Linked DNA regions of Mus musculus: all the other regions are linked to region 3. Evidence: chromatin loops called from intact Hi-C (ENCODE). Cell type or tissue: heart. All regions are shown on one strand.

Evidence for each region. Peaks named below come from ENCODE experiments on the same cell type or tissue, not always from the same donor. Only the 100,000 strongest peaks of a DNase experiment are listed, where the experiment ranks them.
Region 1: it touches region 3 in a loop (11-fold over the local background); 18 of 42 quality-filtered maps call a loop at or near these places.
Region 2: a loop joins it to region 3, with 3 times the contacts of the local background. A loop is called at or near these places in 2 of 42 quality-filtered maps.

The regions. Positions count from the first base shown.
Region 1 is chr13:58,636,675-58,644,674 of GRCm38, reverse strand. No RefSeq gene overlaps it. Among named protein-coding and RNA genes, the nearest start is that of Slc28a3, 30 kb to the right of the region's middle. In heart, CTCF peaks have their summits at 4,158 (motif pointing left), 5,533 (motif pointing left) and 7,140 (motif pointing left); no DNase peak of the experiment used is centred here; H3K27me3 peaks cover 2,050 bases.
Region 2 is chr13:59,361,320-59,369,319 of GRCm38, reverse strand. No RefSeq gene overlaps it. Among named protein-coding and RNA genes, the nearest start is that of Gm34721, 43 kb to the left of the region's middle. In heart, CTCF peaks have their summits at 3,463 and 3,665 (motif pointing right); no DNase peak of the experiment used is centred here.
Region 3 is chr13:59,069,972-59,077,971 of GRCm38, reverse strand. The region is part of intron 16 of Ntrk2 (neurotrophic tyrosine kinase, receptor, type 2); the gene reads right to left. Gm53063 (predicted gene, 34245) reads left to right here and starts at 4,258. Exons shown (of 4, transcript NR_168904.1): 1 at 4,258-4,375; 2 at 5,893-5,980; 3 at 6,366-6,536; 4 at 6,646-8,000. In heart, a CTCF peak has its summit at 4,201 (motif pointing right); a DNase peak (open chromatin) is centred at 4,191; H3K4me3 peaks cover 680 bases; H3K27me3 peaks cover 3,126 bases.

The DNA.
Region 1 (8,000 bases), 430 kb after region 3:
CAATCAATAAATTTAAGAATAAATTTTAACATATGTGTGATAGTTGATTTTTCTACCCCTGTGACAAAGAAACCATTGTAAAGGAGGAGCGTGTTTACGGTGGCTGTAAGAGAAGTTCATGAAGCGCATCGGAGACCTCAGGATACAACCATCTCTCAGTGACTGGGTCCCCCAGCTGATGACCAGACACACGCGCTTTGGAGAGATGTTTCACAGTAAACTCATAGGAAGGTAAGCATGAAAGTAACTGAATACAAATTAAAGTTGTATGGGAAAACGGCTTCGAATTCATACCAGGAATCCAAAAGTGCTGAAAGATATTCTCCTGAGGTTTTCAAGTTTTCCTCTAAAGATAGGGTTCTTTCGTCTTCTTCAGCTGTCCAGATGTTCAGTGAAATCTAGAATATTCACCCAGTGCACGTAATAAATTCTGGATGTTCCCCCAATACCTAACTAAACTCCACAAAATCTCTTCTGAGAAAAAGAAAGAAAAAGAATGGAGGAGAGGGGAGAAGGGAGGGGAGAGAAGGGAGGAAGGGAGAGAAGGGGGAGGGAGAGGAGGAGGGAGGAGAGAGAAGGGAGGGAGGGAGAGGGAAAAGGAGGGAGGGGAGAAGGGAAGGGAGAGAAGGGAGGGAGGGGAGAGAAGGGAGGGAGGACCCTTGGACATGTTTCTGAGCAGAGTCCCCCAGTTAAGCACTGAGTCAGGTAAGGAACCCTGCCTCCCACAGACACACACTGTTACTAGCAGAGGAAGGTGAATCAGGGCACTAAGAACAATTCAGAAACAACCAACTTGTGATTCTAGATCAGAAACCCACCGGTGAAGCCCAAAAATACCATGTTCCACTAATCAGCACAGACAAGCCAAAATACCCAACGGCAAAAGGCCCAGATGGAAAGAGCCTTGGGTATTTCAAATTATGAAGAAAGCCTACTGGTTTAATTCCATTCTTTATATATCTACAATTTTTTATTGTACCTTGCCATGCCATAAATATGTGAAGCCCTCAAACCCCACATGCCAGAGCTTGGAACCTGACCCATGGGCCCTGACCCAGTGTGAAAATATTACAGCAGGTGCTTTGGGGAGGAAAATGCACAAGGTGGTATTTTCTGCTGCTTAACAGCTGAGTTATGTAACACGCCATTATCGTGATCCTTTCAACTTTGGAGAATTGGGTTCTAAGATGGAGAGCTACGTTGTCTTTGTTTTAGCCCTGAGGCTCCCGTCCTCACTCAAGGAACATGGCCGGTCCTTCTTCTCACAGTGGGTTTTATCTGAGGGCTTTTCCACCCACGTCCTAGTTCCTGAAATAATGACTCTGAGACTTGTTATTTCTGAATAGATGCCTAGGCCATAAGCTAGATCTTGTTCACTAACTAGCTCATAATTTAATTATATTGTTTAGTCTATTCTATAAGGGTCACATGGCTGGCTGCCTCTTCTCAGTTTCATGCCTCTGTCTCCTCAGAGTTCTGGCCAAGTCTCCCCCCCACCCCCCTTCCTGACTCTATCCCAGAGTTCTCTCCCCACCCAGAAGTCCCACCTCCTATTTCCTGCCTGAGCTAGTAGGCCATCAGCTCTTTATTGACAGGTGAGTCTTCCACACAGCACACAAGAGAGTCTCTCTGCAACGGGTCTTGTTACAGTTTTCACTAAGACAGGATTGCAACTCTGACATCCCAGTAGCAGAGTCAAGAACTCCTTTTCCCTTCCTAGGCTCCATAGATACCATCTCATCCACTTTCTTAGACCTTTGTCAATAGATATGCCGCTAAAGATACGTCCGAGGCCTGAAGGAAATTCCCAGATTGCTGTCTACTGAAATGCTTCCCCTTGCACACCGAACCCACGGGCAGCCTTAGCACCCTCTGTTTTCTCTTTGTTTCCCTTTCCCCCACCAGCAAGACTCAGAGCACTCTCCTGAAGCCCCTCTTCCCCACTGGGAGCACTCTGCTGAAGCTCCTCTTCCCCACTGGGAGCACTCTCCTGAAGCCCCTCTTCCCCACTGGGAGCACTCTACTGAAGCCCCTCTTCCCCACTGGGAACACTCTACTGAAGCTCCTCTTCCCCACTGGGAGCACTCTCCAGAAGCCTCTCTTCCCCTTTGGGAGCACTCCCCTGAAGCCCCTCTTCCCCACTGGGAGCACTCTCCTGAAGCCCCTCTTCCCCACTGGGAGCACTCTGCTGAAGCTCCTCTTCCCCACTGGGAGCACTCTACTGAAGCCCTCTTCCCCACTGGGAGCACTCTGCTGAAGCCCCTCTTCCCCATTAGGAGCACTCTCCAGAAGCCTCTCTTCCCCTTTGGGAGCACTCCCCTGAAGCCCCTTTTCCCTACTTGGAGCACTCTACTGAAGCCCCTCTTCCCCTCTGGGAGCACTCTACTGAAGCCCTCTTCCCCACTGGGAGCACTCTACTGAAGCCCTCTTCCCCACTGGGAGCACTCTGCTGAAACCCCTCTTCCCCACTGGGAGCACTCTGCTGAAACCTCTCTTCCCCACTGGGAGCACTCTATTGAATATTCTCTCTTCCACTGGGAGCACTCTGCTAGAGCTTCTCTTCATATAGTTAGGATTATAAACGTGCATTGCCCTCTGCTCTTCCCTCCCTCAAGCACCACAAGCAGTAACATCTACTGTGAAAACCCTACAAAGAGTGGGCAAATCTTTTTCTGAGTCTTTTAGCTGCTCGTGATAGAAAGTTTAACTTGCTACCCTGTCTTGGCCAGAAATGAGAGACCTGTGTGTTTTACTTCATCAGTAATCTTCATTGCTGTAAAAACAACACAAAGCTCTAAGCAGATGTCATCAACAGACATCCTGAATCAAGCCCTGGCCGCAGGATGCAAGGCCACTTCACTCTGCCAGCCAGTGCTGCCTAGCTCACACGAGCTCCTGTACCTCCCTTTGATAAACAAGTCAAGCACTCGAGACTGTTGATGCCCCTGCCAGAGCGAGTGTATTACGATGCTCCCATTCCCATTAGCTAATTGGATTAATGGGATGGACTACTTCAAGAATCAAATCAGCAGTTCCTTGGGAAGGGCAAGTTATTTTTGAAGCTCTCAGTTCATAAAAATCTCATTGACCCCCTCCTGTGATCTCTCCATGGTGCCCTCCGAGGGCCGAATGATGTCGGGAGAAGTCAGGGATAAGATTGGGCTAAGCCTGGAGGGAGGTGGATGGGCTGTGCTTGGCAGGCCAAGCAAGACCTCATATCCCAACGGTCCCAGTTTCTGAGCTATTTCTGGTCATTTTGTGGCCTCTCTTCTCTGTGAAGTAGCCACAATACCGCTCCCTGTAAGACTGCTCAGGAGACTAGATGTTCGGAGAGCTGCAAAGATCGCCCCATAGCCCACTGACTTAAGAATACACATAAGTCTACTGATAGCTTCTGAGAAATGACATCTCATACATTAAGGTTTAAACATCTTCCCCGACATATTGTCTCTACCTTCCTGCTACTACTAACATCCATTCTACACAGACAGGACCGGATGGTGGTGGGTAACTCCACACAGGAACATGTGCCTGTCTCTCCCTTAGGAAGCAATCAAACTTTCACTTTAGAACAAAAAAGAATCCACCAGGAAGAATGCTCACAATACTACTTCAAGAAGAGGGTGTGGGCCGCCAAGTTGGCTCCTCGTGTAAAAGGTGCTTGCTGCGTAAACCCATAGACCTGAGTCAGGTCCCCAGACACCACATAGAGGTAAAGAGAACCAACGCGACAAAATTATGATGTTAACACACCTGCGTGTCCCATAGTATCAGAGAAAGATAATGTGTGTGTGTGTGTGTGTGTGTGTGTGTGTGTGTGTGTGTGTGTGTGTAGGAGGGAGGAAGGGGTTAGGGAAGGAGAGAGAGATATCAGAGAGACAAGAGAGAGAGATGAGAGAGACGAGAGAGATCTGTGCTTACGGACCTCAAGAGCAAGAGATTTAATGGAGACTCCTGAGCCACTGTTGGGGCCAACCTGAAGGAGAACATCCGAGAAATACTCCCAAGAACCCACCCAGGACCTCCCTTTACCGAGTGAGACCCAGAGACCTTCCTTTGTCAGGCTGCTGCTGTGTAGGTAGACTAGCCTGTGGCCCGGGTTGAGGCCACAGTTGGGTGGGGGGGGATGGAAAACAATTTGTGTTCAACTGCGCCCTCCAGTGGCCACCGGCAGCTGCAGCGCTGCCAACAACATTTAAGATTCTCTCTCTCTCTCTCTCTCTCTCTCTCTCTCTCTCTCAAAATGAAAGCTCAGAATTATTCTAAAGAGAACACTAAACTGGAGAGAGGAGGCATGCAGACTGCAAGTTTTTAAAACCTCTCCTTTATGTTTAAAACATCTCAAAACGTTCACAGATCTATAAAGAAAGGAACCAGGGCTGGAGAGATGGCTCAGTGGTTAAGAGCACTGGCTGCTCTTTCAGAGGTCCTGAGTTCAAATCCCAGCACCGGCATTGTGACTCACGACCATCTGTAATGAGATCTAACGCCCTCTTCTGGGGTATCTGAAGACAGCTACAGTATACTTCCATATAATAAATAAACAAGGAAGGAAGGAAGGAAGGAAGGAAGGAAGGAAGGAAGGAAGGAAGGAAGGAAGGAAGGAAGGAAGGGAGAAGAAAGAAAAAGCACATAAATGTGCCATATACCCCAATATACATTCACACACCCTATACGCACATTTCAACGAAGACCCCCCCCCCAGAATTATCAGCAGTTTCAGAAATTACAACTGATGGACCATAGTTGTGAGCCCCCACGTGGCTGCTGGGATTTGAACTCGGAACCTTTGGAAGAGCAGTCAGTGCTCTTACTTGCTAAGCCATCTCGCCAGCCCCAGGCACTGTACTTTCTAATCGAAAGCACCTTTGAACTTCATTCTAGAAGGAGCCTACCTGCGCACTGCTAATGCCTGGCTTTTTACAATTTGACCTTCAATCTAGACGTCACCCAAATGATGGACTCCGTGCTTGTGAACCCTCCCCTGCTACAGAGAAGCAACAAAGGGGGAAAGACATCAACTCTATAATCTGAGACGCTGACTGCTCCTACAGGGTTCTGAGCACCCACGCCGCAGCTGGCAGGCAACCATCTGCAACTTCAGGGTTGTATCTGATGCCCTTTTCTGGTATACATGGGTACTGCATGCATGAGCTACAGATACAGGCAGGCAAAGCATTCATACACATAAAATAAAAATAAATCCTTTCTAAAAATAGTGAATGTGGCACCATTCATTTTTACATTAATTTGTTATGAGTGTGTATGTGCACACACACATGAGCGTGTGAGTGTGTGCGTGGATGACGTGGCACATCTGTGGAGGTCAAGGGACAACTGTCAGGGTCAGTGCTTTTATTCTATCATGTGCGTCTCAGGGGTAGAATTCAGGTCATCAGGCCAGGTGGCAATCTCACCAGTCCAATAACTCCATCTCTAATGCTCTGTTAAATTGTGTGCCGTGTCAGCAAGCAGAGCTGGCATGAGCCCATTAGGAAGAAAATTGGACTGTTCATAAGTATGCGCCATCTGCTGGAGCATCCATGAGCAGCCCACGACATGGACACAGTGAATAGGGCTGCAGAGACAGTAGTGGAACTGGGTCCACAAGAACTCCTTTCTGCTTTTCATTGCTGGAGGACCCTGGCCTAAGCCCAAGCACCAGAGAACTAATGAACATTTAGTCTCAATCTGCAGCCTCCCTAGGGGACCACAGCAGAGTCTGCGGAAACGGTATAATTGTCTTGTTCATTACTGGAAACAGTAACTAAGTATCCTTCAGGACTCTCCAGCTCAAGATCTATAAGGATTTCTATTGTTCTGCTTCTCAGGCTTGGTATTTGTTTGGTGCTTTAAAAAGAGAGAAACCTGTCTCCTGCTATGTTTAAATGCCCAATCCCATCAGGACACTTCTGCAGCTGCCTGCATTGGGAGAAATCAGGAAATGACATCAAAGTCTAGACATAAAACAAAACATAAAAAGACATCTTTGAGACAAGCCTGGAGAAATGTGAGCATGAGCAATAGGTAGATGGTGACAAGCCTCTATTTCCAGTTTCCAGTCAGCTTGGGTACCACAGCTCAGTCTAAGGAAACCACACACAGCCATCTTTATCCTGCCCAGGACTGGGGAGACATGAGCTTAGAGATCTCCACCCAGACTCCAGAGGGTGGAGTAACCTTTATCTGAAGTTTTTGGGACCAGCATGCTTTTCTTCCTTTCTTTCTTCCTTCCTTCCTTTCTTTCTTTCTTTCTTTCTTTCTTTCTTTCTTCCTTTCTGCGTTTAGAATGTTTGCATATACATCATGTGTATCTTGGGAATGTGGCTCAGGGGCACACAAAATTCATTTAAAGAAAAAAATATATATATATACACACACACATATGTATCCTAAAGATATATACTTTTTATATATACACTTTTTTTCTCCTTTGGAGACATGTTCTTCTCCCTGTGTATCTCTGGCTGATCTGGTATTCACAAAGATCCTCCTACATCTGCCTCCAGAGTATTGGAATTAAAAGTGTGCACCACCACTCCTGGCTGGGTGGCTGGTCTTGTCTCTGAGACTGCATAACCACATAGCATTATCATTGAGAAATTCACACTTGAGAACCACACAATCAAGTTATAATAAATAAATAAATAAATAAATAAATAAATAAATAAAATCTCATTAACATTTAAAGTAAGTTTGTTATTTGTGACTGTATTCATAACTGCCCTTGGGGAGCTACCTGCAAAAGATCAGAGCCTCATTCAGGTGGCTATGATTAATCCCCCCAGCTGTCCACAGTGCAGGTTACTTGCTTGGGCTCTGGGGCCTCACGCCCTTTCTGAGCATGCTTGCCCTGTTGATACAATTTTGCTTTTCCCTCCTGGGCTTTCACATAGTATGCAGTCCCCAAGAGCCCGGCTTCTCCCTCTGACTCTTGACTGTAAGGAGGAAAGAAGACAATCAGGAGCCAGAAGGTATCAGTTACAGCCATTATTTTCCACTCAGGGTCTTATTTTGCATCTTTGTCTAATATCCATAAATTGAAACTTGAGGGATGGTCCAAAAACATTCCCAGAAGAGGTTTCACTGTAGTGGAGTCCGGCGCCCTGCGTCAAACAAAGTGAAACACTGCCACCAAGTGGTCTTTTCGAGTCATCACAGGTCAGGCTTCTTCCCTTCCGGAGGCACCTGCCTCCTCCAGGAAAAGATAGAATTTGAAAAGCCGGGCGTGGTGGTGCACGCCCATCACTCGGGAGGCAGAGGCAGGCGGATTTCTGAGTTCGAGGCCAACCTGGTCTACAAAGTGAGCTCCAAGATAGCCAGAGCTATAAAGAGAAACCCTGTCTCAAAAAAAAAAAAAAAAAAAAAAAAAAAAGAATTTGAAAGATCAGTTGGGATAAACAAAGCCCTTCCCTTCTTTCTTATTTATATTCATAGACATATATTCTCAGTGCTCGACTTGTAAACATTAATAGCTCATTCCATTCCTAAACCCTTGTGCTTTGTTTTGTTTTGTTTCGTTTCATTTTGTAAAGCCAGGTATGGTAGTGTATATCCCAACGCTGGGAAGGGAGAGATAGGCAGCTCCTTGGGGCTCAATAGCCGGGCCAGTCTTGCATGCTCAGCCCCAGAACACTGAGACACTCTGTGGCGGATGGCTCCTGGGGAATGAGACCCAAGGTTATCCTCTGGCCTCTACACACAAATACATGCCATATTTACCTTCACATACACACAGAAAACTGAGGGGAAAGGAATAGGGGGAGAGAGGGGGTAGAAGAGGGAGGGAGAGGAGGAAGGTAGAAAGAGCACTCGGTAGAGATCCCTTTGATCTCTGTCTGCAGAGCTCTGCGTGCTGCTGATGCTAACTAAAAGCCTGCATCAGGTCTTTAGCCCCATGCCTGGGCTTTCCCCAGCGTGCTCTCCTGTCCCTAGTCTTAAAGGGCTCAGAGTTCTGTGTCACCTTAGCATTCTCTACAAACCAGACTCGGCCACAACCA
Region 2 (8,000 bases), 290 kb before region 3:
GCACAGGACAGAAGAAAATGGTCCAAGGATGGAGACACATGCCAGGCACGCAACAGTCGCCAGAGCATATGGGGATGAACGGTACTCAGAACTTGATGAATACCAAGATTCTTTTCGGCTTAAAATATTTTTCCTGCTGATGTGCAGTTACTGGGGTGGGGGGTGGGGCGCTCCCAAAATGCCACAGAGAAAAATTAGATGCAAGTGAAAATAAATAAATAAAATTAAGTAAAAGATCTCTGAGATCCAGCCTTTAGCACATGCAATAAAGACAGTTTGATGAGCTGTGAAGAGCTGAGGAGACAGTGGGCCCAGGCCCCAGCTATTTCTTTATTCATGCCAACTGCCCTCTGGAAGAACTGTCCATAATTTCTGTATGCCCGAGGAGAAAATTCGCTAATTTTATGTATAGTCTATAAATTTGGCAAAGGCCTGGCAGCCTTTTATGGGACAGCTTGGACTCTAAAGAGTTGAGTTTTATCACAAAACATCAAAAAGGCTGTCAGCAACTTCCAAAACAGCTCTCCCCGTGGTCTGTTTCTTGGTCTGTCTGTCCTGAAGGCTGAAGGGGAGTCTGTATCCTGCCCGGTCCAAGGAAAACCACACTGACAGCCTTGGCTAGGCTCAAGCTGAACTTCTGAAGGACTGCAGCTGCCCACTCCCGTCATCCTCAGGGACCTGTGGAAAGGATGTCTGTAGGCCAGGAAGAGACACGTCTTTATTGATGTGTACCTCTGGTGCACACCAAAGCCACCTGGCCTGCAAACCCCTGCCTGCTGCTGCAAACTCTGGGCTGTCACAGTTCGATTGCCCCTCACGCTGCCCCCCCCCCCACACACAAGCTTTTTGGCCCCTCCTCTCCCCCTGAAACTTTTTCTTTTTCCTACTGTCACTCTTCTCTGCTCCCAAGAGAGCTAGCTAGCTTCAGCTCTTGTCAGTCTGCCCCCAGAGAGATAGCCATTGCTGCTTTGGACTTTCCCCTAAGGCCTTGGGCTAGTCTCTCTCTTACATCTATCATAAAAGCCTTCCTCACGTGCGTGGCTCATGGATCGGTCATTTCTGTAGCTTCCGGCATCCTTGCTTACGCTGTCCAGTTGCTGTCGTTTTTTTCTCCTTGAAAGAGGATTGAACCTGGGTAGCAAGCGTAGTGTAACCCACATTCTTAGTACTGAGATCACTCTAACGATGAAGATGTTCAGTCAAAAGAGAAAAAAAATCAAGAAAAAGGGGAGCAACCTCATAGGAGCAGGGGGAGGGGGACAGGATGGGGGCTTACAGAAGGGAAACCAAGAAAGGGGATAACATGTGAAGTGTAAATAAATAGAATATCCAATAATAAAAACAACAAAAAAAGGAAAAACAAAAACAAAACCCTGTACCGTGTTAATCTGGAAAAAAAAAATGTCCCCAAGGTCTGGGTAGATGCACTCTACCGTGACATATCTGGTTCTCCTATGCTCATTTGCTCTAATTGAATCAGAGCTCCAGAATCCTTGAACTCTGTCTCCCATTTAACCCCAAGACCTTATTGTCGAGTAAGAAGCCTCTAGAAAGAGGACAAACTCAGAAAGCTTTTAGTGGATGGTGAATTCAGGACCAACAGCCCCTCTTTAAAGAGCTCCGAGGCCTGCAGAGACCACAAGAGTGCAGGAGGTCACCAGCCAATTTTTGAATTATTAACACATGTTTAACAATTAAAGGAAGACATATTGATGGGCCATGGAAGGAGTCAATTATTTAGTTGTGCAGAGTACAGAGTGGAAAATAAAATATTAAGCGTAATGGGGACGGATCTCGGTCTGTAAAGGCAGGTGGGCATGAAACTCCAGCCATAAAACTTTATTTGCCAGGGATAAAAATCAGCTCTGGCTGCCATTCCTGCTTCCACTTGGCTGGTAGAAAATAAAATACAAAATGCTACAAATCTCTTCCGGGGCAGAAAGCTTAGAGGCCCTGACTCTTTGCATGGCACTGGGCAGGGAGGACGGGACGGGATGGGCAGGCCTTACAGAAACAAGACTAAGCTCGCTCAGTGACAAACCAGTCCACCCCCTTTTCCCGAAGTACATCTTGGGGGACCTTCTGCCCCGACCTCCAGGCCTCCATCCCAAGTCATCCCCACCAAGAGCTGGCCCATGTCTGTGGCTCCATGTTTGCTTTCCAGAGTAGGGCAATTCGCTATTAACACTGTAGAGCAAACGAGTGACGAGCCTCAACCCTGCTCGGCACGGAGGGTCTGCGGGAAAGAATCTGTACGCAGCTTCGGGATCAGCTGCTGCGGAATGTGTTGTGCCTTGCTGTCTGAATTCAGGTGACTTTGGACAGCCTTGGCTTTGCATGACTGAAAATCTCGAGGAACTAACTTTCCAGAGTGCTTGCATGGTCACATGACAACTGAACTACAACCACCACCACCACCATCACCACCACCACCACCAACAACAACAACAACAACACCTGCATAATCTCTAACCTTGGAATGATTTCCATTCCCTTTACTAAAACTCTCCCTGACTGTGATTGATTTTGTGTCCCTTGGGAAAACAGTAAAGAGAGAATTCTTAGAGTAACATGTGTGGGTCTTGCCTCTCTACTCTCTCCCCCCAGCACTGGGTATTAGTTTGACTTTTAAAAACCCCACATCTCCAGTGCCTATTATAGAGCTGAGTGCATGGGAGATGGTCCTGAGTGACTTAACGACCTAAACAAAGTTATGTTTTGTTGTAAAGCTTTCCCCAGTGGTGCCACAGGGTCACTGTGTCTTCTTTTCGATTCCAAGAGCATTGGTTTCTTGTTGCTGCTCACCCAGTTGCCGCTCATTTCTCTTCCTGGCTTCCCAGCATAAGTATACAGCAAGACTGCAGGCCTTCTGTGTGTCCTGAGGGGAGAGAAGGCCACAGAGCTGAGCTTTGATCTTAGTAGGAAGAGATGGGCAGCGTTTATAGAGATCTGGTGTCCTTAGACATTTGCATAGCCCTCACTCTCCTCTGGCAAATGGCTCTGTGGGTGTGGTAGAAGATTCCTCACTGGATTCCACTTGTAGGCATTCCTGCTATTAAAACCTTGTACCTGTGTGTCTGGGAGAACACAAGGGGTTTTTAATTGCACCCTAAATGTAACAGGGGTTCTAGTGAAACAGAGATTAGGTGCAGGCATTCAGAAACTCTGCTGTGAGCTATCTATTGGAGATGACTACTGGGACATGTTTCAAGCCAACAGAAAGTCTATTACACAGGGTGTTTGGTATCCCAGTGCAATCCGGAGCCTTTCTCAGGGTGAGCTTTAAAAAAAAAAACCAAAAAAAAAAAAAAAAAAAAAAAAACAAAAAAAAACCCAAACCCATATCCCGGTGAACACACCTCAGTTAGCAAGAATTGTTAACCAGAAATGGAAATACGGAAGCCAAAAAGCAAAGTTAGTACACTTAGGGACTTTCCTAGAACTATGGGCTGTGATGGATTAGGTCTTTCTTCCTGTTTTGGCAGGTGGTGCTGCCTTTGTGCTGGGTTGAAAGGCCTGGATGGTTCTCCCATCATGGTGTCCATTGTGCTAAGGTCTGGGGCTCTTCTCAGGAGAAGAGGCCCTTGAAAGCGCAACTTCAATAGAGCTGAGATGCTGGCTTCAGAGAGAACCCCCCAAACATACAAGCTACCTGTCACCAGCAGAGGGCGCTCTGGGGATAGTTTGTGTGTGGTGATGGTAGGCTCTGTGCATAATTTAATCGAGCCAAGAGGGCTCCTGCTCACTTAGCCAGACTAGGAGTTCCTTCTCTGGTCCAGGAGAAATCCCCTCTAATCCTATAGAACTTACCTCGTGCCCCATTTTATCTTGCCTGTGAGCTTCTGAGGGGCACACGTGATGGCCAGGCAGACCCTGTTTGATTCTAGCTTTAACTTGGCATCTTTCAATGTTCTAGAATGTTCTTCCATCCAGGGGGTGGGGTGGGGGGCGGTTTATGTTCATATCCCTAAGTAAAAATGGCGGCGCAAACAACAGTTCTCTTCACACTGACAGCTGCCATGAGAAGCATCCTGTACAAACAGTATTTGCTACTTACACCAAGCCTCCGATGAAGGCACGCATGCGTTCTTGTCACTGATTTGTGCACATCATCTTGGAGACTGCAGGCTCAGCAGGGCCAGGGTAATGTTTGGACGATAGGAGGTCCCACCTTACCCTCGAAACTGTGGTGGGGTTGGCTCAGCAGTTAAGAGAATGTCCTGGGATGCTGGAGAGATGGTTCAGCAGTTAAGATACTGGAGGCTCTTCCAGAGGTCCTGAGTTCAATTCCCAGAAGCCACATGGTGGCTCATAACCCTCTGTAATGGGATCTGATGCCATCTTCTGTCATGTGGGCATGCACACAAATAGAACACTCGTACACATAAATTTTAAAAAATAAAGGGTACTCATGCTCTTCCAGATGAACTGAGTTGGGTTCCTGGCACACAGGTCAGGTGGTTCACAGCCATCTGGGACTCCAATCTCAGGAGATCTGATGCCATCTTTTGGCACCTGTGAGCGTTACACTCATGCTCAAACCCACACTCACACACATACAAAAATAAACAATAAAAGTAAAATCTAAGAGTAAAAACAGCCACTGTGATATGTCGTGAAAATGTTTAAGACACACACACACACATACACACACCTCTGTCCTCCATCTTGATAAATTGACGCTGACCCTCAGCTAGGTCAAGAATCGATTCAGATCGGCTGAGCGAACTGTCTGTCACCTTGAGACTCCTAACCACCCTGCTTTACAGTCAGCCAGTCCCACTGAGGCCTCTCAAGGAGGTTTGTTTCTTTATTTATTCTGGAAGTGCTATGCCAGCCTCTTCCCCTGAGCCATTCTGAACTCACCGGGGGCTAACAAAAACGAAACTTCATGAAGGTGAAAGTTAATTAAATTTCTCCTTCTGTGCCAACAACGGTATGCGAAGATATTAGAGAATGAACTACGGTCTTCTTTTTGTCTGCCAACAACATCTATTTGAACACTCTTTGCTTTTAATTAGATCATCACATGTCAGCATCCACTTCAAATGCTTTAATAGGAAAACATTGTAAGTTGATTAACATTGCTATTATGCTGGTATGTCCTGAAACGGGTGCTGGAAGAATAAACCTCAGCCCACAGCCTCTGCCAGAGTATGTATAGTAACCAACAATCTAGCGGGGTGCTATGGCCAATGTTGATGGCCTCAAAGCTCATGTTGAAGCCCATTCCCAAAGGTGATGATATTTATAGACAGGTTTGTGGCTGGTAACTAGGCACCCTTATGATGTGCAGGTCACCGTACGTGTGGTCCTTATAACAGAGCCCTGAGAAGCTTGGTGGCTCCCACGTTCTCTTATCACATGAGAACATAACAAAGCCACTTGTAAGGAAAGGGCCTCGTTAGATGTGTGATTTGCTGCCATCTTAAATTATGCATCTGTATGCGAGCCCTGTGTGTGGCTACGCTGCTAACCGCTGAGCTCTCCTTAGCCTAGGAGCTACTCTCATTCCGGATCTCGGACTTCCCTATGAACAATAACGTTCTGTTAAAGTTTTCCTCCCAAAAAGTGGAACCCGTTTCTTTGCACCATTAAAAAAAAAAAAAGAGAGAGAGAGAGAGAGATTCGAGACAGAGATGAGGTGCACAATGAGACCTCTGCCGAGTGATGGCGCTGGAGTCAGAGACAGACGCCACCTACAGCTGCAGCAAGCTAACTGGAGTGTTCGCAGTGCATGCTGGGAATCCTGCCAGCCCATTCTCTGAGTTTCAATAAGATGCTAATAAGAGACATTTTGTTGAATACACTTGAAGCCCAGTCTTCCTTCTTCTGGTTCTTACTGTTCTAGCGGGGGGGGGGGGTAAAGTTAATTCTTGTGCACAATGGAGCCCATAAGTAATCCGTCACCCGTCACAAGTTCGAAGCTTGTGTCTGTCTGCATGCGTGCCTCGTGTGGCTATGCCGCTAACCACTGAGCACTCCTCCTTAGCCCTTACGCTACTGTCTTTCAGAATCTCGGACTTCCCACCCATTCTCCTTCCAATGGAGTGCAGCCACTGCTGTGCTCTGTCCGTGGCTTAAGCTGGTATTTATGACCATGCTGCCCCCAGCGCTATCATGCTGGGACAGTAGAGGCACGGTGGTAACACAGATCTTACAGTGGCAATGTGGTGACCTTTTGGTCTGACTATGGGGACAGATCAAGGTGCACATATGTGCCTTTATCTTTGAAAGATACCCTGGATTCGTTACATAGGTGGATAAATTGATATTTAGCTTACAACATGAACCAAACACTATCAGATTTTATGGCTAACTATGACACCCTGGAGTGACATATGTCTGGAGTCTGAAAAACGGGAAGTCATTACCTGGCAACCTGAACTTGGTAAAGCTGAGCCTTGGCCCCGGGAGAACTGAGCACTGTGCAGATGCGCTCTGCTCTGTTTTCCTGGATGCTCAGGGTGCCAGAGGACATCGGCATCCTTCACCCACACAACCAACAAACCCACTCAACGTGACATTTAAATTTGTAATCTGGTACACTCAAGCCATTTTCTCAGGGACCGAAACAATGTTGCTGTTACTCCCTTATATCCAGCTTCCTCCACAAGTGAGGGCAGGGTGTGGTGCCCTGGGTTTCTAGGCTGGGAATTCTGACGGGCTGCAGTTTCTAGTCTTGGGACAATGGGCAAGGGAGTCCTTTCCAGAAGGTCTTAATCAGGATTCCCTGGTTTGCAAATCTCTAAATTTTGTTTTTCAGCCATTCTAAAAATCTGAGGAGTTTTGCAAGATCTTTTGTCCTCCCTTCCTTTCTCCTCCCCTCCCCTTAGAAGACAGAGATCTTCCTCCCAAATGGTGGTATTAAAGGCATGCATTATACACCTGACATTTATTTATTCATTTATTTAGTTGTTCATTAATTTTATGGGTCTTATCATGTGGCATCTATCTATCTATCTATCTATCTATCTATCTATCTATCTATCTATCTATCTATCTATCTATCTATTTTTATGGGGTCTTATCATATGGCCCAGGATAGCCTTGTACTTCTGCTTCAGCCTTCAAGGTTTGGGGTTATAGACATGTGTACCATGCCTAGATTATGATGTTGTTTCTGTGTGTGTGCTGGGGTTTAAACGCGGGACCTTCCTTGTACATGCCAGTCAAGTGTTATACCTTTGAGTTAAGTCTCAATTTTTAAAAATTGCGTGTGTGTGTGTGTGTGTGTGTGTGTGCGTGCATGTGTACATATGGAGGTTAGAGGACACTTGTGGAGGTTGCATCTCTCCTTCCACCATGTGGGTCCTGTGGTAAGTTCTTTACTCACTGAGCCTTTGTCTTTTAACAGTTGCCTTTTCTGCCCATGTCAGTCAGAGTTGAAACTGTTACTCTTACATGAGACACTTGAGCAATTTCTAACCTCCTACTAGGAGTGCTTGGAAGCAACAGACTTTCTAAGATGTGGAGGGGAAGCTGAATTTTTAAACTATGTCCTGATTGGGGGTTAAAGATGGTGAAAAATCTAAATGAACATTAAGGCCTAGAATCCTTAAGTTAGTGATAATAGTTGCAAGACACTTGTTAGTTAAGCAATGTCTGCAGAGGCACCTGAGCCTGGAGGTTTGTCTACTAGGAGATTCAGAGGAAGGCAGATGAAGGAAGACAGGCTCTGATGCTGAATGGAGTCAAGGCAGCTCATAGCAAGTATCCTGGATTCAGTGTGCTCGTCCAGGGAAGGGAATGGGTTCCAGTTGGTTGCTTATTTTAGTGTCTGGAATCTGGCGCCAATGGTGGCCATGCCGCGTGAAGAAAGGATGCCAGGATTCTCTTAGCTTCTCCTAGAGGAAGAGATCCAAACCCTGAAGACGAGATGTGTGAGTGGATATAGCCCGTGTAATCTGCACATCCTAGCTATACCCCATTGATAAGGATATTGGTAAGAAGTTAAAAAAGACAGTTCTTTTTTTAAAAGTCCTCCGAGTCTCTTCTCC
Region 3 (8,000 bases):
AGGTGTAACCTTGCTTACCATTTTCCCATCTCCCTCAGCCTGTGCCCCTCACGGCTCCCAGTTACTTGTACCTCAAGGCAGTCAACATTGGAGCATTCCCTTCTCCAGGATGTGGAGAAACTGTTAGCACGGCCTCAAACTACTTAAGCATTCCTGTTCTAAACCAATGAGATGCTAGCACTGTGCAGAGCACACATCCCCAATGCCACTGGAGGCTCTGGTGGAGTTTGGCAAGCTTGAGAGAAGCATGAAGACCGTGCAGCCCTGGCTCACTGCAGAGAGAGTTGGAACTACAGACTTGATCAAACTTCCCTATGCTCCAAAGACCAGTAGCTGGCACTGCCTTTCTGACTGGGCTAAAGTAAGTTTATAGAAATGAGGCTATTGTAGCTAATTTTAATTACCAGAAGAAAACTCAGAACTGTGTCGCTATGAGAGTCTAAATCACATAAAATCCCCCACACCAAAGAAGATAAAAGCACATTAATCATGCCATAAACATTCACGTGGGCAACGGTTATATATTATAAAATGAGACCATGAAAAGGTACTAATGTTTTGCAGTATTGCTCTAGCCCAACCTGCAAGCCTCCTCTCAGAGATGCTCTCTGTGGGCTTCCCAGCACTCACACCAAGCCGGACTCCCCTCCCCCTTGCAGTGTTTTGCAGCCCCAGCAGTTTGTTCCACACCACTCACTATCTGGTGTGTGTCTATGGATTATTTGACAATGTAAGATTCCCTACAAGGCTAATACACCTTTGCCCACCTTTTCCTCCCTAACACCCAGCATGGTATTTGTTGGAGAAGTTTCAATAATTTTCTCTCTGCTCTATCCGGAATGTTTGGCAGTCAAGGAAAGGCGGGACGAAGTGACGTCCTCTTTAAATGGAAAGGTGTGCATCCGGAGTCATAGCTCAGTGACAGTCCAACCCTTGCCCCTGAACATAGTAAACTTAGTATTCTTGCAGGCAGTAGGAGCAAGGGAGTGGGTGGAGGGAAACCAAGGAGAAGTTAGGCAGAGATTGGCACAACTTCCAGAAAGTGCACTCTCATAACTAGAGTTGAGCTTTGTCCCAGACTAAATCCTAACACAAGATGTACAGAGATGTCTGAGAGCTGCTTGAGAGAGTAGCAAATGATGAAGGAGAGGGCTCATCAAAATGAAGCTATGACAAAAAAACCGTCTTGGTCTTTATAGGTGCCCTAATGGGAAAGAAGCTAAGGAACAGCCTTGGGCAGGCAGTGTACTGGTTTCAACTAGGCTCTTGGCAAGGGTCCTTGTAGTGTGGAGAGGTGGAGAAATACGGGTTGAACTCAGCTAATCAAGCTGAGTGTGCACATGCCCTGTTTAACACCAGGCTGTCCAGTGTCAGTTCCCTCGTAGGCTGTTGATTTATGAGATAGCCTCTTCCTATGTTCACATATAATTACAGCAACGAGAGCTGATATGATAACTGCCTATTGCAAAGACAGGCAGTGCCTGAGGTGCACAGATTCACACAGGTCTCCTGGCAAAAATACTATGGCTAGTAAAATGTAAAAGTTGAAGAAGTTGAGTCTTTGGAACTCCGGGAGTTCATCCCATCTCGGGGTCTGCAGGGTCTGCCCTGTCTGATTACATGTCCTTGCATCAGGTTGTGACAGATGCTCCTAGCTAGTAGAAATTCATGGCACATGTGTAATAAGCACTGTTGCATGATGTTCAAGCACAGGGCTACTGAACCAGAGCACACAGACCCTGATGTGTTCTGTGGACTTGATTCACAGGAATTGCACACACACTTGATTCACCTCTGGGTCCAACGTTTCTTTCGGCTGTTAACATGGGTAACAAACAGAGGTGGTGTCAGCAGAAACTCCAAAGGTAATACACATATGAACTGGTGACTTAATGTCATGCCATTCATTGCTGCTGCACATATTCAAAACATCCTTTATGCTACCACTTTATATTCACCCCCAGGTCCCATTTAATGCTTTAATCATACCTCATACCGCAATTTAAGATGTATAGCTCTGCTTCTACTCGATGGTATTATTTTGTAACCATGTCTATTTTATTTTAATGTTTTAAATGTTACATTATAGCAGGAGTCTCCAGTCCTTTTCAAAGTGCTGAAGACCTGAGCCCTGTCCCTTGTTGCCTAGCATATTCTACTGTGTGTGTGGCTTATCCTGTGATGGCTTCCTTTTGTGGTGTGTGTTTCACCCTTAGACAAATTGTTAGACTCACATGGCTGACAGTGGTAAGAGATGGGAATTGTCGGCTCACCTCAAAGTGCAGGGGAGGGACTTTACATGGAATGGTAAGACGTGCTCTCAGTGGGGCTGCTGATGCTGACATGGTTCAGCAATTAGGAGCACTAGTTGCTCTTGCAGAGGACCTGGGTTCAGTTCCTGGTACCCACATGGCTGCCCACAATGGTTCTAACTCCAGTTCCAGGGTGTCTGATGCCCTCTTCGCTTCCACAGGCACTACACACAAGAGGCGCACACAGACGCTAGCACACTTCAATAAAAATAAATAAATCTTACAAATAAGGGTTGTTTTTTTTTTTTTTTTTTTTGCAGTGGTGGTGGCTGAGGTTGCCAGGAAGGGCCTGGGCAAGAAACCCGGAGCATGAATCCGCAGGAAGTTAGGGATCTGAACTAGTTCTTTTCACACTGCTGGAAAATCTCTCACATATCACCTTAGAAGGGGAGAAAAGAGCAATATTATATGAGTGGACTCATGTCCATAATACAAGAGTGGCATGTCATATCATAGACACGGGGGATGCAGCGGGAAAGTAAGTACGGTGAGCCAATAGCAATCTTGAAATATTCCAAAAAGGCCTAAGTCGGTGCTCCCACCCCTGAGAGCCATCCTCCACTCAGAGTAGTTTATCTGAGAGAGCCACATTCTAAGCATGGAGGCGGGAGTCCTGGGTAAGCATCAGCACGGGCTCCCTGCTGCTCACCAATGGCAACGAGAGTCCTAAGAACCAGTCACACATTCCCACGTCCTATCTCCCGTGGTACCCTCATGACAGCATGAGGCAGCAGGCAGAAAAGACATTTCCACTTTGGTGAACTTGGAAATAAGGGTCAGAGAAGTTGATCCAATGAGCCGAAGTCGCATCACGCTGTGCACACATAACAGAGGAGCAAACAGATCTGGGTCTCTGTGTGATGGATGGTTCGTGTACCAGATGTAGAAATGACTCAAAATCACCTTGTTATGACCTTGAAAGTTAACCCTTTCCACCTCCTGGAGGTGGGGAGTAACCTCAAAAGATGCCAGGACACTTCAGGAGGTGACTTTGCCTCTCTGAATACTGTTTTCTTCATCTGCAGCATCAAAACACAGGTGTAGGAAGGGCTACACATCTGTGACTTCAGATACCAAGGCAAGAAGATGAAGAAATGAGGGGCAGCTTGGGCTAGCTATGTGGTGAGACTTGGCCTCAAAAATCAAAGCACCAAAACAAAAGCAGGTGGTTGAGCTGGCTCCATCCAAGCTGAGGTATTAAGGTAGAATGCGTACCCTTCCTTTCAAGGTCCAAAATCAGCTCTCTAATGCACTAAAATGAGTCTTCTTGGGGCAAACTTTTTTTTTTAATTACAATTAAGCCTACCGAGTTTTCTAGAGAGAACCTGCTGCATGCTAGAAGAGAGCTGTGAAGAATTTAGCTGAAGGAGGCCGAAAGAGCACTACCACCCAGCTTAGCTGGCCCCGGTTTCTCTTTGCCCTCCGCACAGGCCACCCATCCCTCCGAACCCATTCAAAACAGGAGGGTTCCCGGGCTGTGCGCAAAGGCAACGCACGAGGCCCCATCCTCCGCAGCCCCCGCGGCTGCATCCCGTCATCAGAAACATGTGAATGAACCAAATTATCTCCAGGGCTCAGGGCGTGGGCCACATAGCCAGGCTCCACCGTCAAAGGATCCAGCGTCATGTTCTCCACCCCCTTATGTGAAGGCTGGTGCTGTCGTACTGTGCTGAGGGAGGCAGCCAGCCTGGAAGTGCCATGTAAGGAAGAAACTGTTCCGTTTCGGTGTTCGGCTTCGAAAATAGCTGCTAATAAAAAGCCTTCGTACTGTGACACTTCAATACAGACACCCACAAGGATACCTTGACAAGCTGTTTCAGTCTTCGCAAGCCTTTTCTTGCGCAAGGCCCCACCAGTCACCCACAGACACAACCCTGCAGAGACAGAGGCGGCCAGCAGGGGTCTGCCTAGTCTGCTGGGCCGGGAGCTCAAGCCCTGCTGCTCTATCGGAAGCTTCTGCCTCCTTTTCCAGCTGCAGCTTATGGTGTGTCTCGCTCACTACATTCAGGATATCTAGGACAGTGCCTACCTAGAGGATGAGCCAAACTCGCCCCGCAGACAAGGTGAGGGGCGTGTGTAGGGGGGAGCCTTAAACAATCTTCATTCACAAACTGATCCAAATAGAAGATTTGAAACATAATGGCAAACAGCATTGCTCAAGGAATCTGAGCTCTGATGGCAGACAGCAGCAGGGTGTGGCTGAACGGTACTGACGAAAATCCAAAGACCTTTCTCACTGGAAGTCCTAAAACTGTATTATGGCCATAACACCGTCTCCACTAGGAAAACAAAGGATCACACTTGAGAGAATTTTTAACAGCACATGGCCTTTCCCCACTGATGTGGTGCTGAATGGTGCATGCTAGGCTCCTGCTCCCTAAAGTTGTAACTTTCTGAAGTTCTTATTTTAAGGTGCTCAGTAAGTCGCAGAGCTGGGCCTGAGCTCCTCCTGCAGCCCAGACAGGCCTTGACCCTTCTGCTTTGACCTTCCTCTCCTTCCACCTCGGTCTTTCAAGTATTGAGGATTATATAAGCCTGAGACATGGAGCCTGGCCTCCCTGGCCAATTTCTCGATAATTAAGAGCAATCGCACAGTTTCAATTTAAATCAAGGCATGGAGGTCCAGGGAGTTTTCAAAATGAGCAAAGAAACAAGCGCCCAGGTATCCATGCCTATGGTCAAGTTTGAAAATTTGTTTGTGGCGAGGAGTGGGTAAGGTCATAGGTTCAAGAGAGATTTTTCTCATCAGAGCTCAGAAGGGATTTTGTTTGATAATTCTTTTATCATGTTTGTGTACATGTATGCACATGTGTGTGTTTGTGTGTGAGTGTTTGTATTTATCCGTGTTGAGGCCAGGGGTCAATTTTGAGTGTCATGCCTCAAAATTTTTAATGTTGTGTTTGCTGTTGTTGTGGTTGCTGCTGCTGTTGTGGTGGTTGCTGCTGCTGCTGCTGCTGCTGTTGCTGCTGTTTGAATCAAAGTTTGAAACAAGAGTTGGCCTGGGTCTCAGTGATTAGGTTAAGCTGGCTGGCCAGGGGTCTCCAGCTTCCGAGTGTGAGTTTATAAAAGTGTGCCACATGCCCAGCTTTCCCCCCTGTCTTTCCTTTAAACATAGACTCTGTAGATCAGACTTGGTTCCTCATGCCTACCGGGCAAGCACATTGCTGACTGTGTTGCCCTTCAACCTTAGATAAATATTTTTCTGGAGCCCGATGTGTGCCTCACTCTGTCTGGAAAGCGAAATTCCTCAGACTCTCTAAGCTTCTGCTAAGCTGTGTTCACCACAGGCTCGCCAGCACATGAAGCCCCTGTCACACAGCAGAGGACACATTCTGGTGTGTTAATGTTATCTAACCTGCATCCCGTGCTAGGATAGGTTGCTGTGATAATCTCTGTAGTGTCTGACAGGTGGACAGATAAAACAAGGGCAGGTTTGAAAGAATCTCTTGAGGACCGACATTGTCAGAACTCATGCCCTGGTGGGGCTCCACAGTTTCTGGCCAGTGTACCTAGTGCAGTGGACAGCATCCTTGCTTTGGAAGAAGAATACGGACCATTCTTTTCTGAAAACTCCTTTTAGTGTGATCAGCAAGAATCCAGTACACGTGGGGCACTTGGAGTTTAACACCAGAACACGTATGCTGCACACGAGAACCCTTTGGCATTAGGTATGGATTTTTTAAGGTTACTAACAGCCCTACCTGATACTCTCCTCCCTTTAAAACTCAGCCAAAGTCTAACTTATTTTCCCATAGAATTTTATAGATCTCCTCCCTCGCCTCCAACAAAATCAGTTTTTTTTTTCTGTACAGCATGTATCTCCCTGCTTAATATCAGACTGAATCATTCATGTGTCTTCTCCCAGGGAGATTTTCTTTAGGGACCAGAACATGTCTTGCAGAAACCCAGTTACGAAGTCTATTTGGAATGCTATCTTAAGTTAATCTAGCCATTCATCTGCCTAGTACTTCCCAGGAATGGGCATAGAACAAAAGCCAAGACTACAAGATGCAGGGAACACTACTGATATTTTCTGCCCACACGGCTTTCCAGTGCTTTCTTGAGCAAGTCCATGTTTGAGCCTGAGAAACTTCTCAGAGTCGGACCGAGGCTGGCATGACTCCCCCTACTCACTGCTCACCCAAGATGAAGAAGAAGCTCTCCTACTTCAGCAATAATCCTGTGTAGGCAGAAAAACTTTAATTGTACAAGTATTATGTAAATGTAAGTTATTTAATTAAAAAGGAGGTGGGGGGGGAAGCCTTCACAGGAAGTAGCTATTTTTTTTATATATATAAAAAAGATGAGAGAATTTTGTTTCTCTTTACTGCAGATTGTAAGTAGCTCACTGATGGGCCTTGAGATGACACATCCTTTGTAGAGAGGGAACAGCCGCCTTCTGCTTCGAGGAAAGATGAAGTAGCAGAGATGAGTTCCCCCCACCCCCCACCCCAGGCAGCCTAACTATAAACCGTTTCCACACTACTTAATAAACGTAAGGACGGCTAGTACTCCTTGAGAGGTAAGTGGTCATGGGGAGTCAAGAGAGCACTCAAGTCTAGGTCCCTGAAAGTTCCACAAGATGGCTAATCTTCACTGTCAACCTGATTACACTGGGGGCTACCAGGGAGATTGATGGAGTAAGACCCTGGGTGTGTCTGTGGGGGCTTAGCTGAGAGTTTAGCTAAGGCCAGAAGGTCGGCTCTGACCTTTCTGCAGGCTGCAGTCCTGGCTGAAGTAAAGGGGAAGGAAGGAAAGGCCAGGATACAGGTCTTAGTCTCTCTCTCTCTCTCTCTCTCTCTCTCTCTCTCTTTCTCTCTCTCTTGTTTGTATATTTCTTTACCTCCCACCCACCCTTTCCTTTCTACATTTTCCCAGCATGCTGTGATCTGACATGGCATGTGATCCCATGAAGATGTACCAAACTCACTGAAGCACCAGGTTGCCCGTGAGAACAGCAGTCCTTGGAAAGGAAACCAAAGGCTGAAGGTCACAGCACTGGGTGCTCACTCACACAGGGCAGAGAGAAGTGCTGGCTTCCACAGAGCAGAGGGCGAGAGTCCACCCTTCCAAGTATCTGGGGTGGGCCCTAAAGTTGCTAGTGCTCTTAACCTTGCCTGGGAAAGTTCAAAAATCAACACACCAAATATAAAATTATCCTTACGGGATGTAGCTGCTTGCCTGAACAGAGGTCAGAAATATTTATAGAAACACAAGACCACTGAGCATTCGATAAGGAAAAGACACAATGAGGCTTCCCATGTAAAAGGGTTCAGAAAGATATGCACTGCAATGAAGAGAAAATGGAGTCGACTGAGATTTATGCAGAAATCACTGCAGAACGTCAGGGAAACACCTGAAATATTCACTGGGACTGTTTCATCTCTTGAGATGCTGGATAGGTGGCTGAGATAGGAAGAGCCTCCTGCTGAGCCTTTGGAAGTGATAAACTGGAAGGATGGAGAGACTGGTGAGTTTACCGAGATGGAGGAAGACACAGCAGCAGAAACCTTCCAAAGTAGAAGGGTCAGGGAAAGGGGATGCCAACAGCACACGGTGCTCACCGATCTGTGCGATGGGGCGGGGCACAAGAGATGTCTGAGATCCATAAACACCCAAACCTATGAAAACCGCAAGGCACAAAATCCAAGAATTCGGTGATGAAGGAACCTGGGAGGCACATCATTG